Linked DNA regions of Homo sapiens: region 2 is linked to region 1. A link is an interaction called in ENCODE POLR2A ChIA-PET data of the cell type or tissue named here. Cell type or tissue: PC-3. All regions are shown on one strand. Each heading gives the region's core, and the rest is flanking DNA. Links, peaks and the distances in the headings are about the cores only.

Region 1 (8,734 bases), core at 183-8,182:
ATACTTTTTGATGCTACCTAAATGGGATCAATGTTTTGAATAAATGGAGACCTCTGAAAGGTACCCCACCCAAAGGAAAATAGCCAAACTATATGAACAAAAGATTCAAGGAAGAGGAAGCTCAGCTTCCCTCATAGTAAGCGAAAACCAAACTGACATAGTTTTTTTCCGTCAGACTTCAAAAAAATAAATAAATAAAAGAAAGAAAACAAAACCACCACCACCAACAAAAAGTGGGTATGAGGAAAAGTCAACCACCACAGCTGCGGAGGATGCCTTGGCTGCACCTATAAAAATTCAGGGTGCACATGGCTTTGACTTAGTAAACCCACTTCTGGGTTCCATGCTAGAGAAACACCCCTGACACAGAATGTGGTCAGTAATGTTCATTTCTCCACTATTGCACACATGTAAGTCTGAAAAGTAAATCTTTGCTTTAAGTAGTTGGTGGTAGTCTATGCTGATGGGAAAATGGAAACACAAAGCTGTTAAATATTTGATTAAAATCACCCAAAAAGTCAGTTCTCCTTTGTCTTTGTCTCTTTCCCCAGCTGCTGAATTTTGTATTTTCTGTTTTTTAAGAGAGTTGCCTTCAAGAAAATGTTTACCAGATCACTCTCAAATGATCTATTGTGAGCATCTCATACTTTTATAACAAAAATTATTTAGAAATAGGATAAATCCCACTGATTGTTTTAAACAGATCAGAGCGACAAACCAGGAGAATGTTGTAGGATTTCTTAGTGATTTTTCCAGGTCTGTATCTTTGCTTTTTGGTTTAAATAAAAAGTAAACATAGAATTTAAGCTGCCATGTAATTTGCCTTCTGCACAAACCCCACTGTCCCCGCCCAGCCTTGCTTCCTGCTCCCTGTGAGGGCAAACACTGAGTCCAGGCTCCCTCTGGTCCCTACCCACCCAGGCTGGCTTGGGTCCTGCCCCCTGAAGCCTTCTCAGGGCACTGCTCACTTAGCCACCTCTTCTCTGAACTCTCGCAGCACTGAGGTGGACATGACACAGTGTGGCACATCATCCATTCTGTCTCTCCCTGTTCCCCTGCATTTGCCTCATCTCCCCTGCCAGACATCACACACCTGCTGGGTTTCTTGTATCTCCCCTCAGGGTAGGGCTGGCCTGGGGACCTGGCACTTTTGGACATGTGGGATATTATGGGAGAAGCTGTATTTCTGACACATCTGATGGTTTCTTAAATGCTTTGTATCTCTTGCAGGTGGCAAAGAAACACAGCATGATGTTTGGAAATATAATTCTTCGATCAACAAGTGGATTCAGATTGAGTATTTAAACATAGGCCGCTGGAGGCATAAGATGGTGGTGTTGGGTGGCAAGGTCTATGTGATCGGAGGCTTTGACGGCTTACAGAGAATCAACAATGTGGAGACCTACGACCCCTTTCACAACTGCTGGTCAGAGGTATAGGACACGATTTCTACCAGTAACTGCCTGTATTATTACTTCAGTGCTTTTTTAAAAAGCTTTGGAACGTGCCTGCCGTGGTGGTCAGCTTTCTGATCACTTTACTTCCAAGGAGAACAGTTTTGGTGGCTCTGAGCTTCCCTCCTCCTAGGAGCTATTGCTTCAGTATTGCTGATCAAGTCACAGAAACAATGTCCTTCCAAGTGGTGAAGGTCTGTGTGGGCACCTGTCCTAATTTGGACAGAACCCCAGATGTGCACAGAGGCTCACCCTGTCCTTAGATGGGAGATCTCTTGGTCTGCATGTCTTGGTGTAGAGTCTTGTCTCCTCAGATGCCTTCTCTCCTATTCTTCTCCACACTGGACACATGCGGATCACTTTACTACACCGTTTATGAACCCAGAGTGATTTGGTCATGTTAGAAATCATCCCTTCTTTATTTTCCCATGGATGATGAGCCACTTACAGGCCTGCATGTCAGACTTTAGTAATGCAACCTCAGGTATATATCAGACCCAGGAAAAGAAAAGCCACCTCATCTCATTTCCAGGTTATTCCCAGTTTCAAATTTTCTTTCTCCTTATCAGATCAGATGTCCAAGCATGTTCCAGCTTAATGGAATGTACAACACAGTCATTGTAGGCACAAGCAAAGGTAGCCAGGTCACCACATCTAGCCAAGACTGTCAGCCTGAAAAGTGCTATATTGAGAGCCCTTAACATGTATGGGGGACATGCCCAGGATCTTCTCAAAACAAGCCCTATCACAGAGCTGCTCCACGATCTAAAAGGATCCTGTAAATAAATGGGCAAGAGGCTCTTGGAAGTCTCCTTTACTGTCCTGGGGTTCACAGGATAGAAGCACACGTCTGACTTAATCTCAAAATCCTCAATGCTGCCCCATAATGGAAGAGTCTGCTTACCTGTGGCCACCGTTTCAGCTTTTCTTCCTAGATATAAGCACCAAGGAAAATCAATGCTGGTACATAGTAGGCATTCCATAAATATTTTTCGAGTGGATGAGCACATGAATGAATATGAATATGCATGTATAAAACATCATTTTCCTCCCACACTGGCTGACTTCATCTGTATAAACTTATTCTTGCCTGAGAGCTGGATTCCGGGAGAGGCTGGCACATCCCAACACACAGCTTGCTCTAGCTTGCGTGGAGCCTGGAGGGAGGGTGGGAAATGCATGCTTTCATTCTTGCTGTGTCTTAAGAGGAGTCAAGCCCATGGGCCTTGTGACTATAGGCAAAAGATGCCCAGTTCTGTGTCCCGGAGCTCTGTCCTGTATCCTGGGAGCTACTGCAGCAATCTGGGCAGCATGACTGACAGCTTCTTCTTGTGCCCTGTGCCTCTACAGGCCGCACCCCTCCTTGTCCATGTCAGTTCCTTTGCAGCCACCAGCCATAAGAAGAAGCTGTATGTGATCGGGGGAGGGCCCAATGGGAAACTGGCCACAGACAAGACTCAGTGTTATGACCCTTCCACCAACAAGTGGAGTTTGAAGGCGGCCATGCCCGTGGAGGCTAAATGCATCAATGCAGTGAGTTTCCGGGACCGCATCTATGTCGTTGGTGAGTAATGGCTTCTTATTGGTCTGAATGGCTTAGAACCTGATGAGCGCCTGGCTGCAGCACGTAAACGGTGTGTCGCGGTGTCTCCAGCGCTGGCAACTCACTGCCCCTAGGACCCACTCTGGCTTTCAGGAGAGCCATCAATCGACTGTTTCTCTTGGCAAGAGGGTAGACTTGGCCTAATCAGAAGTTGAATTTTAGTGGTTAAGAGGGAAGAAACCAGAAAAATGGAGCGATGCCCACCGTGTTTCCTCCCTCTCCTCAGGTGGGGCCATGAGAGCGCTGTACGCCTACAGCCCGCTGGAAGACAGCTGGTGCCTGGTGACCCAGCTCAGCCACGAGCGGGCCAGCTGCGGTATCGCGCCCTGCAACAACCGGCTCTACATCACCGGCGGGCGGGACGAGAAGAACGAGGTTATCGCCACGGTGCTGTGCTGGGACCCCGAGGCCCAGAAACTGACAGAGGAGTGCGTCCTGCCCCGGGGCGTGTCGCACCACGGCAGCGTCACCATCAGGAAGTCGTACACCCACATCCGCAGGATCGTGCCCGGAGCAGTGTCTGTCTGACGGCAGGATGGGGAGCTGGAGAGCCCCCCCGACCCTCAGCGTACCCGCCTCACCTCTCACCCTCCTCCAGTCCCACTTCAGGCAGCAGGCTCGAGTTTGAGGCCATACATCAGGGGATCCCCTTGACTCACTTTGGGGGAACCTTGGAAGTCACAGTTTGGGGTCACTTGAGACCGGCCAGGAATGTTTGCATGACCTACCTCAGGAGGGGAGGCGAGGAAGAGTAATATTTAGCATTCAGGACCCACCCACCCTATGCCGGCTTCTGTGCCAGGCACTTCCTTTTATCGGTTCATTTAACCTGGTGACTGGCTCTTATCACTTCTAGTTTACAGGTGAGGGAACCAAGTTTCACAGAGGCTAAGTGGCGTGCCCCTGATCACTCAGATAGCAAGTAGCTACCCCAGGAGTCTAAAATCCAGGTCTTTCATCTCCGAAGTCAATGCTCTTTCCACCATGCTGCCTATCTCAGAGCAGGAAAAACAAACAAAAAACAACAACAAAACCTGGCTCTTGCTGGGCGTGGCGGCTCACGCCTGTAATCCCAGCCCTATGGGAGGCTGAGGCGGGCGGATGACCTGAGGTCAGGAGTTCAAGACCAGCCTGGCCAACATGGTGAGACCGCCCCGTCTCTACTAAAAATACAAAAATTAGCCGCGTGCAGTGGCAGGCGCCTGTAATTCCAGCTACTCAGGAGGCTGAGGCAGGAGGATCACTTGAACTTGGGAGGTGGAGGTTGCAGTGAGCCGAGATCGCCACACTGCACTGCAGCCCGGGAAACAAAAGTGAAGCTCTGTCTTCAAAACAAAAACAAAAACAAAAACAAAAACAAAGAAACCTGGCTCATTTCTTGTTTCGGCAAGTCTGCTAAAAGATTCACTCAGCACAGCAGGGAAATAAAGGTGTTTCCTGCTTTCTTTCCTTTTCTTTCTTATTCTGCATCCTCCCTCGTCCCCGCCCTTTACCAATATTTAAACCAAGGAGTCATTTGGGCTCCTTGCCAAGAACATCTCATAGGTTCTTCCACTTGAAAGGTCTGGGGGATGGGCTTGGGAAGGCCTGTTTGCTTTGAAAGAGATGAAATACTTGTGTTCTGTCCTCCTCCCATTGAAACCCTCTTTTTTTTTTTTTTGAGATGAAGTCGCCCAGGCTGGAGTGCAGTGGCATGATCTCGGCTCACTGCAACCTCTGTCACCCTGGTTCAAGTGATTTTCCTGCCTCAGCCTCCTGAGTAGCTGGGATTACAGGCACCTGCCACCGCGCCTGGCTAATTTTTGTAGTTTTAGTAGAGACGGGGTTTCACCATCTTGGCCAGGCTGGTCTTGAACGCCTGACCTTGTGATCTGCCCGCCTCGGCCTCCCGAAGTGCTGGGATTACAGGTGTGAGCCACTGGGCCCGGTCTTTTTTTTTTTAAATGATCATAAGATGGCCCATTTTGGACCGGAACTGTCATTGCCAGACAGAATTGTACCTTTAGCACATTCTGGTGCCCTGGCCTCTTAGTGTTCACCAGTTGTACTGCAATATAGACAAGATGTCTCTAGAGACTCAAACTACTGTTTTATTAAAAAAGTAAACACCTGAGCACAGCTGGCCTACACAGGAGCGACAGATTCTCCTTGATGGTACACTTTCTAGTTTTTACACAGTGATTTAGGTCCACGTTCCTGATACCCCATCCTCCTGAAGCCTTCGTTTTCAAGACTTTTAAAAAGCACTTCTACTTGGTTTTTTGATCAGTGTAGCTCAATTGTGACTTAAAGAACAGAATCTGTCCTTCACTGTAAGAGCTACAGCTTTCAAATGAGCTCACTGGAAATTCATTCTAATCCCCAAGCTGGAGAAACAGGTTAAGAGATCCTGTTTCATATGCTGTATTTAAAAAGCAACAATGATAACAACATAGTAACTGCGTTACCCAATGGACTTTATTTTCATCATATGATTTCAATTCTCTTTATAGAGTTTTATTTCATATCCGGTGTGGCTTGTTCTTTTCAGCAGTTTGGGAAGTTAGTTATTAGAGTTGATAGTGAATTGAATTTTCATTAAACAGTCACGGTTAGAAGAAGCTAATATTTGAAACAGATTTTAAAAACTTGAAAAATTACAGGTGAGATTTCTGTTTATGCCAGATTATTGAAGATAAATATAAATGTATGTTGGTGTGTGAAATGCTCTGTGCCTTAGAAGCGTGACAGTTCAGCTCTCTGCTGTGGAAAGTAACACAGGGCAATAGAAACATATTTGTGGAATTTTAGAACAAACTATTGCTGACTCATGAGCACTATAATAACCATCAGGAAGCTCCCAACTGAAGCAATGTAACAGTGTAATCTAGTTCAATTCAGCAAACATTCATGGAGTTCTTCATGTCTGTCAAGCCTTGAGGACACCCACGAATGGCAAATCTCCACGCTAGACACTCAATACAGGTAAATAGGCCACCAGTTAATATTCTTGTTTTTATTTTCTTCAAGTTAGCTAAAAATGAGATGCGTATGAAGTGAGGAGGCTGGATCCAAGTCTTGATTGCCTTTCAGGGGGTCAAGGTGGTAAGCTGTGCAGTGAAGTCAACCAGTGGCCATGGCTTACATGTTTGTCTCTTTGAGATCGCCACCAGAACCATTTGTGAACTGATTTGTGAAGGAAAAGTCAGTCTTACTCCAAAGACTATTGCAGGGAGGAACTTCCAGAGAGGAAATCCAATGACAATGGTACTGGCATACACAGGGAGCCTCCCTTCAAAAAGACAGCGCCCCTAGTCAGGGAGGGGATGGCGGTCCTTTGATAAGACCCATAGGCAAACTTCGAGCCCATCAGCAGGTCAACCCTATGCTGGGAAAGTGAGGATTTGGGATTTCTGTGCTATAAACCTGATTCTAAATGTAGGACCCAAGTTTCTGGACTACTTCAGAATACCTAAATGAATCATGGAAACACTCTTTATGATTTTTTACAACACCAGATATGCAGGTGAATTGTGGAAAATGTCATGTAGCTGACACTCAAGAAATAGGGATTCCTAATAATGGCATGGGTAGGGAACAGATACACCTGGTTAGAAGGTCTAGGGTTCTGTATATGAAGCTGCCAGTCTGTAGCTCTTCGAGAAAGAAAGTTCAAGTCATTTGGGGGAAACTTAAGAATAGTCATCAGGGTTTTAGCTTCTAGGCACCAGCCAAGGATGAGAACTTCTAAAATCTAAAATCCATTTCAAGAAATAAAGACGAACACATTTGCAGGAAGGTAACTGTTATAACCCACACCATCAGCAGGGGGAAAGCCAAGCTGAGAATAAACCCAGAGACAAAGAACCCTCGGACTCAGGCAGGACATGGCAGGATGTTCTGGCACAGCAGACTGGAGACTGAGGCAGGGCCTGTGAGTGGACAGAGCACCCCTGGCTGGGAAGAAGAAGATGGGGTAGGAGGAGGTCAGGTTCCAAGGATGCAGGTCTGGAAAATGATATCGGAGGCCCTGGAGTTTGTGAGCTTGGCTCTAGTCCCAAGAAGGGTGAGGGAGAATAAGGGTAAGGGAGTATTCTAGGCAAGGAACTAAGGAAGGAATCCCCTTCTTAGAGCAGAGGCACAAGTTAGAGCAGGCCCAGCATTTGGGCCAACTTACTGTGGGGCCTCTGAGCTGCTCAGCTGGGTCTCCTGTCCTAGAGGGAAGGTGGCCCAGAGTCTTTGGTGGAGCGGAATCTGTAGATGAGGTTAAGGGACTCCAGTTGCCAAGGTTGATCTGAAACAGGCAGGGAGCTAAGCTCATCAGAACACCAACAGATTCATGTTCTCGTCTTAGCTTTCATCTATTCTGGTCTCAATGGCTTCGGGAAACACACATATACACATACACCATGCCCTTGAACTCAAAGCAAACTACGCTCTCAGGGAAATACAAATATCACGTTCTTATAGCTGTAAAGTATAGCTTAGCTATTTATAGAAGACTATGAGGTACTGTTGTGAGTTATTTGCTTATCCTGTTTTATTCTGAAAAATGAAAGTGCTCAATAGAATTTTTAACGTTGGCAACACCATAAGGATTTCTTATGTTAAGTCCCAACTTGGGGTTGCAAAATCATTTTTTCCCTTAATACCTGGGTGTTGTATTAGATCTCATAATTTGACAAGTTAACCTTTTAGAAATCCACATATATCTCAAATCTGGCTACTGCAAAACCAGTTTTGACAGGTCAGATTTTCATATGTATAGGTATAAATAGCCAACACTCAGTGAACAAAATCCTTTAAGCATTTTGGTTACATAAAGTTGTATGTTTTAAGTGATCAAACTAAGAATATTGTTTATAGGTTTTAAAAACCAAACCAATAAAATTTTTATTTATTCAATAAAATATGCACAGAACAGATGCAAATGTGTTATATACAATCATGAAGTTTTTTTTTTTTTTTTTTGCTGTTTTTAGTTTATATAAATGAGTGGTGTCTGAATAGAAATTAATTTAGAAGGTGGAAATTTAAAACGTTTCATTTGGTTCATGGGACTTTAGATAAGTTCATAGGTTAAAATTCACCAGGTTTGATTTATAGAATGTCAAAGAGTAGACAGATTTTCCCTCCCTAAAGATGCATTGCCTCGCTGAGCAAGCTTTTACCAACCCATATGCAAACTGCGTGACTCTTCTCTTGCCTGGCCTCAGCTCTTCTTACAGGAGACCCCCTTCTAGGTTTTTGATTACAGGTCTGACCTTTTAGCCTGCGTCCACCATTGTTCCTGTGTTGTCTCTGAAGCCCTCCCTGGTCTGTGCTTCTCAAATTGGGGCACGTGTAACTTGGGGTATGAGACTTCCCTTTAATCACTGGAAACCTTGTTATCAATTTAGTTTGTTTTGGTTACAATGCAAGACTCCTGTGTATTTGAAAAGGAAAATCAGAGGCTTTAAAGAAATCTGGGGTTCCATGAATAGCTTCAGACCTTCCCCTCTGGGCATCCCCAGAGGTAGATGTTCTGCCTTAGGACTTCTTGGTGGAAACCCTTGGGAATCACAGACCCAGCTTCCTCACTGGTGGGGAATGTTCTGGAGTGATCTTGGGCCCTGGATCTGAGTGCCAGTGCACCAGCTGTGAGTCAAACGGAGTTTTGACCTTAACTTTGCTGCTGAGCCTTCCAATTTCCCCGCTG
Region 2 (8,734 bases), core at 576-8,575, 60 kb after region 1:
CACTTTAGGGATTAGGATTTCAACACATAAACATATGTTGAATGCATGAGCCACCTTTTTGTCCATGCGTCAGCCAACCAACCAAATAGACTGTTAGAATCCTTTCTAACTCTAAGCTGTAATGTTAAAGGCAGAATCTCTGCTCTATGGGCCCATATCAATACACTCAGCCTGATCCAGCTTTATGTTCTTTATGTCAATATCTCATGCCTTTAATATGCATTCCCACATACGTTCCCCAGATTTTTGTCTGTATAAATTAGAAAACTCAAGTTATTCTTTTGAAGTATAGTATACCCCTGCATGGGGCATACTTTGTAACTCGCCTGCTGAATGAGTTACAGGGGGCCTGCTGGGACTTGAGTTATAGGTCTAGAAGCAAATGGATCCTGAAGAGAATCAGCATTGTTTTGCAAAGGCAACTGACCCAGGGGAGGCCATCACAGTTTTCTCTGGGAATGCAGGGTTAATCCCTCAGATGGCAGTAAGGAGGATACTTCTACTGGCAAAGAAGACTCCTAAGAATTTAGGGGCAAAATGTCCTCAGCATTACACACACAAAATGTGTGTTGTAATTCAGTCACTTGTGAGATGAGATAAAACCACAGAGGGACACACATGGGAAGAGAGAGTGGCAGTGCAGAGGTAGAGGCAGATGTGCTGCCCTACCCCCCATGTGTGCACATCATGCACACATACACCCCTATGCCAGGGTGGCAGGCTGATTTCAGAAAACAAAAAGATGGCAGTGGAATGACTGTTAGGATGGTGTGAGCTCAGGTAACATCGTAATGCCTAACCTTGTTTTTACTAACCTTGTTTTTAGACTTTCTTTTTCCTTTAATCACCTAACTTTGTTTCTACCTGAACTGACTCTCTTTTAGCTAAAAGAGCCCGACAGACTTTATCTTGGCTCTTTCACTGGCAGCCCCTTCCTCAAGGACTTAACTTGTGCAAGCTGACTCCCAGCACATCCAAGAATGCAATTAACTGATAAGATACTCTGGCGAGCTATATCCGCAGTGCCCAGGAATTCGTCCGATTGATAACGCCCAAAGCCCCGCGTCTATCACCTTGTAATAGTCTTAAAGCCCCTGCACCTGGAACTGTTTACTTTCCTGTAACCATTTATCCTTTTAACTTTTTTGCCTACTTTACTTCTGTAAAATTGTTTTAACTAGACTCCCCCTCCCCTTTCTAAACCAAAGTATAAAAAACAATCTAGCCCCTTCAAGGCTGAGAGAACTTTAAGCGTTAGCTGTCTCTTAGCCACCAGCTAAATAAACAGACTCTTAATTCGTCTCAAAGTGTGGCGTTTTCTCTAACTTACTCAAGTACAACAACGTGTCACTTCTTTTGTTTTTTTTTTTTTGAGACGGAGTTTTGCTCTTGTTGTCCAGGCTAGAGTGCAATGGTGCTATCTCGGCTCACCGCAACCTCCGCCTCCCAGGTTCAAGCGATTCTGCTGCCTCAACCTCCTGAGTAGCTGGGATTACAGGCATGAGCCACCATGCCTGGCTAATTTTGTATTTTTGGTAGAGTCAGGGTTTCTCCATGTTGGTCAGGCTGGTCTCGAACTCTCGATCTCAGATGATCTGCTCAACTCGGCCTCCCAAAGTGTTGGGATTACAGGCGTGAGCCACCGCGCCCGGCGTCATGTCAGTTCTTAGGTTCGTCTATTCAATCAGCTGTGGAGTAAGTGGGATCTTTTCCAACGCCACTTTTCATTCTCTGGCACTAACTGGGTGTCCAGCAATTCAATTCAAATCTGATTTTAACTATCTAGAGTTAGAATAGACACCACAGGTTAAGGGCACAGTCCCATAAGACTGCCCCTCAATTAAGACACCAATTACAAATCCTCAGCCTGGTTGGGTATAAATTGAGAGTTCCCCTGACTTCCTCCTCAGGTTTGATAATTTGCTAGAATGACTCACAGAACTCAGGAAAGTGCTTTACTTATCATTACCAGTTTACTGTAAGGGATACAACTCAGGAAAAGCCAAACGGAAGAGGTACACAGGGCAAAGTATGGGAGGTGGTGGTCTGCAAAGCTTCCATGCCCTCTCCAGGCGTACCACCCTCCCAGCACTCGATGTGTTTACCAATCCAGAAGCTCCCAGACCCCATCATTTAGAGATTTTTTTTTTTTCGAGACAGGGTCTCATTTTGTCACATAGGCTGGAGGGCAGTGGTGTGATCTCAGATCACTGCCGCCTCAGCCTCCTGGGCTCAAGGGATTCTCCCTCCTCAGCCCCGCAAGTAGTTAGAACCACAGGCATATGCCACCATGCCCAGCTAAGTTTTTGACTTTTTTGGAGATGTGGTTTCATTGTGTTGCCCAAGCTGGTCTTGAATTCCTGAGCTCAAGTGATCTGCCTTCCTTGGCCTTCCAAAGTGCTGGGATTTACAGGTGTGAGCCACTGTGCCCGGCCTCATTTTGGGATTTTTATGGAGGGTCTGATCTGTAAGCAGGATTGATTAAATCATTGGCCCTTGGTCGTTAACTCAACCTCCAGCATTTTTCCCTTTCCTAGAGGTTGAGGGATAAGGCTGAGAGTTCTAACCCTCTAACCAAGGCTTGGTCTTTCTGGTGACCAGGCTGTGTTCTGAAGCTATCTAGAGGTCTGCTAGGAGTCTCTTCATTAGAACAAAAGACACTCCTATCACATTATCATTAAGGAAATTCCAAGAGGCTTAGGAGCTATATGCCAGGACCTTGGGGTGAAGGCCAAATCTCTTTCTCATAGCACAATCATACTATGATTTGCAACTAAGAAGTTTGAAGAGCTGTCATCTAGGCCAGTGGTGCTCAAAGGGTAATCCCAAGACTAGTACCATCAATTTTCCTGGGGACTTGTTAGAAATGCAGATTCTTGGGTACCAATCCAGACTACTAAATCAGAATCCTGGAGGTGGGGTCCAGAAATCTGTTTTTGTAAAAATTACTTCTATTCCCAGGTGATGCTGCTGAAGTCTGCGAACCACAGATGTAGATGAAACTGGGGGCCTCCTTGATACCTCAGGAATCTCCACCCTCACCTGTGGCATCAGGGGCTGAGGAGGCTGTAGTGCCAGCCACTGCTCTCTAAGGGAGGTCCTTTGTCTGTCTTTCCTTTGTCAGAGGTTGCACTGACAGTTCACCCATAGTGAGGTGGAATCTACAGGGACGTGGAGCTTGAGCAATTCTTTTTTTTTTTTTTTTTTGAGACAGAGTTTCACTCTTGTTGCCCAGGCTAGAGTGCAATGGTGCCATCTCAGCTCACCGCAACCTTCATCTCCCGGGTTCAAGTGGTTCTCCTGCTTCAGCCTTCCGAGTAGCTAGAATTACAGGCATGTGCCACCACACCCGGGTATTTTTAGGAGAGGCGGGGTTTCTCCATGTTGGTCAGGCTGGTCTCGAACTCCCAGCCTCAGGTGATCCACCCGCCTCGGCCTCCCAAAGTGTTGGGATTACAGGCGTGAGCCACCGCGTCTGGCCAGCTTGAGCAGTTCTTTACCGGAAGGGAGAGAATGGTCTAGGTTTTGTAAAGGACAGAGTTTGGTCCTTTACAGTGGTATCTGCAAAATGAGGCTAAAGCCTTTAGAGTGTTGTTGTGAGGCCTCAATGGTGTTTGTAAAATGTCTAACATCATACTAGACACAGAACGGTCACTTGCTATATGGTGGTGGTAGTTGCTGTACCTGACACTGCCTATCACAACCATAGCGGATGTTCAGTAGATGTGAGTGATTGTTAATTGGTTCACTGGAGAAGGAAGCAGGCTTTTCTAGCTTGTTTCTCTGATTTTGCCAGCTGAGATGTCTTAGTCTGTTTTGTGCTGCGCTAACAGAAAACCATGGGCTGGGCAATTTATAATCAACAGAAATTGCTTTGGCTCCTGGTGTTGGAGGCTGGGAAGTCTAAGATCGAGGGGTGTACCTGCTGGGAGCCTTCATGCTGCATCATAACGTGGTGGAAGGCATCACATGGGTGAGAGGAAGGGAGAAGGGGACCAACTCCTCCTTTTATCAGGAACCTACTCCAGAGATAACAGCATTAACTCGGGACAAAGCCCTTATGACCTAATCACCTCTTAAAGGTCTTCTTTCTCAATGCTGTTGCATTGAGGATTGAGTTTCCAACACATGAACTTTGGGGAACACATTGAAACCACAGCACAAAGAGGCATAATATAAGAGATCATAATTAGGAAGGAGAAAAACAGGCAGGGAAGGTGGGAGGGTGGGAAGAAAGAAGACAGAAAGAATGTCAGTGTTCATGAGAACAATGGAGACAATGACCATTTTCTTGGAAGAACAAGGAGGTATGAGCTATTGAACACTATGTGGTCATTTCTTCTTCTTCTTCTTCTTTTTTTCTTTGAGATGGAGTCTCACTCTGTCACCCAGGCTGGAGTGCAGTGGTGCTATATTGGCTCACTGCAACCTCTGCCTCCTGGGTTCAAGCGATTCTCCTGCCTCAGCCTCCTGAGTAGCTGGGATTACAGGCGCCCACCACCGTGCCCGGCTAATTTTTGTATTTTTAGTAGAGATGGGGTTTCGTCATGTTGGCCAGGCTGGTTTCGAACTCCTAATCTCAGATAACCCACCCACCTCGGCCTCTCAAAGTGCTGGGATTACAGGTGTGAGATAATGCACCCAGCCGATCATTTCTTCTTAATTCCAGTTATAGGATTTCAGAGCTGGAAAAGGGAACTTGGAGATCACAGACCCACTTCCTTACTGCCCAGGGGAAGCAGTGAAGGCCCTGAGAGAGTAAGTGTCAGAGATAAGAGCAGAATTAGTTTCTGAGGATAGGCACTGCCTGCTACATCTCACCATAACTTGAGCTCATTTATCTCCATGGAAACCTTTGAGGACTGTGAAAGTACCAAAGATGTGGGCAGCACTCTGAGTGTGATTTATTTCCTTTCTGTTTTCTTTTTGTTCTCATTCTTAATCATAAGCTTCTCCTCCCTCCTTTTCCTCTCCTCCATTCCTTCTCTTCTTCCTTTTCATGTTTCTCACCCATAAGGACCCGGCCTAAGCCAGGAAGCTGAGGTTACTGGATCTTCAAAGTGGCTCTGACACTCCAAGTCCAACATACCCCACATCATTGTCTTCTTTACTAGGCGTTGGTTTCTGCTGACCAAAACTCACAGTTGGCTGTGACTGGGCACCAGGGTTCTGACTACTATCAGTAGGAAACATCTCATTTGGTTCCTTGAAAATTCTTGTGACCCTTGAACGCCGGAAACATAATTCAAAAGCTGCCTCCCCTCCTGCGGATCTTTAACCTTTCTTTTTTTTTTTTTTTTGAGATGGAGTCCCATTCTGTTGCCCAGGCTGGAGTGCAATGGCACGGTCTTGGCTCACTGCAACCTCCGCCTCCTAGGTTCAAGCAATTCTCCTGCCTCAGCCTCCCGAGTAGCTGGGATTACAGGTGCGTGACATCATACCCAGCTAATTTTTGTATTTTTAGTAAAATGGGGTTTCACTATGTTGGCCAGGCTGGTCTTGAATGCCTGACCTTGTGATCCGCTCGCCTTGGTCTCCCAAAGTGCTGGGATTACAGGCGTGGGCCACTACGCCCGGCCTTTTAACCCTTTTTTGAATCTCTTGCAAAAGGTGGTTGTGAAAATGGTTGCTCAGTGGCCGGGCATGATCACTTGAGTCCATGTGTTTGAGACCAGCCTGGGCAATATGGTGAAACTCCATCTCTAAAAACGAAAAAAAAAAAAAAGAAAGAAAAGAAAAAGAAAATCCTTGCTCTGTTTTGCAGGCAGAGTGCAAAGTGCCCAAACTTCACAGGGGGAAGAACCTCTCCACAAATCTCATGACACAGGTGAACTGACCTCGCTTCTCAATCACAGCCCACAATTGTTAGAGAAAGCATTAAAAAGGGCTGGGCGCGGTGGCTCACGCCTGTAATCCCAGCACTTTGGGAGGCCAAGGTGGGCGGATCACGAGGTCAGGAGATCGAGACCATCCTTGGCTAACACGGTGAAACAAACCCCATCTCTACTAAAAAATACAAAAAATTAGCCGGGCGTGGTGGCGGGCGCCTGTAGTCCCAGCTACTCGGGAGGCTGAGGCAGGAGAATGGCGTGAACCCGGGAGGCGGAGCTTGCAGTGAGCTGAGATCGCGCCATTGCACTCCAGCCTGGGCGACAGAGCCAGACTCAGTCTCCAAAAAAAAGAAGAAAAGAGAAAGCATTAAAAAAATACCCTCAGCCCCCTGTGATGGGTGGCTACTCCTAGAATTTGGATCCAGGGTGTTTGCGGCTTGGCTTTTTACATATCGAAGAGGAAAGAGATGGCTGAGAACATCCGCCTGGGTGGTCCCGCCATTCCGCCTGCTGAGTATTCAGGGACTCCCGCTGTAGAAAGGATTGGGGGACAACCTGACCGAATTCGCATTTGCTCAGGCGTTTCCCGTAGCGCTCTGCTGAACTGGGGTTAGTCTTTTGCTGCCAGTCAGAAAGTGTCTGGGCCCAACTAGGGAAACCACGGGATAATGGGCTGATGGGGAGGAGGACCAGCATGGAGGATGTGCCACAGCCCCTCCAGAAGGTAGCACTGGCGTGCCTGACAGGTGACAGACGGAGCAGAGGCAAGGGCGCAGCTGCACGAAGGAAAACGCCCACATAGGGGGTGAGCGCGCCCACGCGTGCTCAGCCTTGTCGGAGCGCAGCCCGGGCGCCGGGCTCCCAGTGCAGGTGTGGCCAGCGGAGGTCAAGAACTGCGTGGAACAACCCCAAGTGGGGGAAAACACACGCCAGCCGCCCCCGGGGTCAGGAGGTGGGGCAAGCAGCGGCGCCTCACCCAGCCTCCCGCTCCGGGTCCTGCCGGATGGCGGCAGCTCTCCGGGCCAGCCCCCTTCTCTCCGCGGCTCCTCCGCAGACACCCGGCGCGGAAGAAGGAGGGGCGGAGACCTGGCCGGCGCGCGTCTGATGATCCGGACCCCGGTGCGACTGGAGCGCCTCAGTCACTGTCTCCCCGCCCCACGGTTCCGAGTAAGGACCGGAGCTCCACTCCGGGGGTGGAGCGCGGGCTCCCCGCAGGGAAAGGTGCGCAGCGTTCCCGACCCCAAAACGAGCGGCGCTTGGGAGCGTGCGTGCCTCCCCGAGAGCCCCGGGCGCCACCCGTGGGCTGGACGAGGTGGGCGCTGGGGCGTGGGGCCGGCGGCGCAGAGAAGCCACGGCCACCTGCCGCCTCCCCTGCACCTGGCGGAGCATCCCTCACTCTACAGTCCCTGGAGGCGGCGCCGGAAACCTGGCGGCCGGGACCGCGATTCTGGAAGCCCCGGAGCTCGCCCGGCCGGAGGAGCCGGGGCGCGGTTCCGGCGAGATTGGCGACTTGCTTCCTTTTGCAGAACGGCCGCTCCTCTCTCGGTCCAGCTGCGACGCTGGGAAAGCGCCAGACTTGGTCTGTCACGGGAGCCCCCGCGGGGCGTGGCGAGGGAGAGCTGGCCTAGGCTGCGAGGGACTCTCGTTTCTTGCCTGGAGAGCCAGGAAGAGGGCGAGGGCAGAGCATCCTTGGGCGGAGATGCCTTTAAAAAATCATCCACCGCAGCGGTAGAAACAGTTTTGTTTGGCTTTATTTATACGGAATGGTTTTTCAGTGAAATGCTGTCTTGCTTAAAAGAAGAGATGCCTCCCCAGGAGCTCACCCGGCGACTGGCCACAGTGATCACTCATGTCGGTAAACGAAGCTTTAATTTTTCCTGCGTTTTATTAATGGCGGGTGAGGATGGTCTCTGGGCTTCATCTGGCTCCTGGCCTCACCCGCTGCCCCGGGGCAGCGCGCTTCCTGGGGGGTTGCCCGGCATCTGGGCCTCGCTGCTCTGGGTCCTGCCTGCGGTGCCCAGCGGGGGGCATCCCTGGGGCGCGCCGCTGGTGGGGGTCGGGGGGCCGAGGCTGGTGCCTTCACCAGGTGGTTGCCGAGTCCGTTGAGCTCCAAACCGAGGGCTGCTGGGCTGTTACCATCCGTTAGCTGCTTCTGACGGGAGTAGGGTGGGTGGGAAGTTATGTTCTGGTTTTGGGGATAGTGAGAAAGGAGAGGGCATAAGAGGAACGAATGCCAGTGCTTTTCAGCAGAAATGATTGCCACGCCACTGAAGGCTTGTTTATAAGAAAGTGCAGGGAGAGGCAGGTTACATGGGAGCGCCCCTGCGCAGCTCGGCCGCTAGGCCTGTTTTACTGTGCTGCCTGGAGGGTTAAGCACACCCCTGATGATCCCCGCGAGAAATCTCTGCAAGCCAAGGAGACTGAGCAATTTTAATCTTCTTCCCTGAGTTGAAAAGAGGAGCAAAACATGCATTGCTTGCTCCTGAAATAAGGGTTGTGATGGAACGTCAGGCCCCACAGACTAAGTAAGGGCAAGAGGACATTGAGACAGTTCCCAGTCAGTTTTTTCTTAGCACTTTCTTCCCCTTGGCCTTCCCTGGACCTCCCTCAGTAAAGACACACATTCAGGTTCAGAACCTCTGGATGTGGGCAACTGGAATTATCGGGATCATTTTCTCTGTTGCTGACTGTGCTTGGAGGTCCTCCCATGAATGCAAATCAGCTTTTATTGATAAAGCCAGGAACTATTTGCCTTGGTTTTCTACACATTTGTGAAAGCTGCTTTCTTGGTACTTGCATGTTAAATGTTGCCTCAATTAGTCCAACGTGTTTGCTGTAATAATCGTGCACATCTCAAATGATACACTTGTGAGGACATACTTTGTAAAGATGATTTATATGGG

The links. Peaks named below come from ENCODE experiments on the same cell type or tissue, not always from the same donor. Only the 100,000 strongest peaks of a DNase experiment are listed, where the experiment ranks them.
Region 2: POLR2A ChIA-PET joins it to region 1 with 10 read pairs; 6 of 35 experiments call an interaction of 5 or more read pairs at or near these places.

What each region holds. Positions count from the first base shown.
Region 1 is chr3:183,486,778-183,495,511 of GRCh38, reverse strand. It overlaps KLHL6 (kelch like family member 6), which reads left to right. Exons shown (of 7, transcript NM_130446.4): 5 at 1,231-1,433; 6 at 2,805-3,018; 7 at 3,284-7,961. The coding sequence ends at 3,585. Among named protein-coding and RNA genes, the nearest start is that of SNORA63E, 37 kb to the right of the region's middle. In PC-3, for the core only: no CTCF peak of the experiment used is centred there; a DNase peak (open chromatin) is centred at 4,581.
Region 2 is chr3:183,426,854-183,435,587 of GRCh38, reverse strand. MCF2L2 (MCF.2 cell line derived transforming sequence-like 2) reads left to right here and starts at 6,969. Exons shown (of 30, transcript NM_015078.4): 1 at 6,969-7,686. The coding sequence starts at 7,611. RefSeq lists an enhancer at 217-1,157 and a silencer at 7,140-7,219. In PC-3, for the core only: no CTCF peak of the experiment used is centred there; no DNase peak of the experiment used is centred there; H3K4me3 peaks cover 2,406 bases.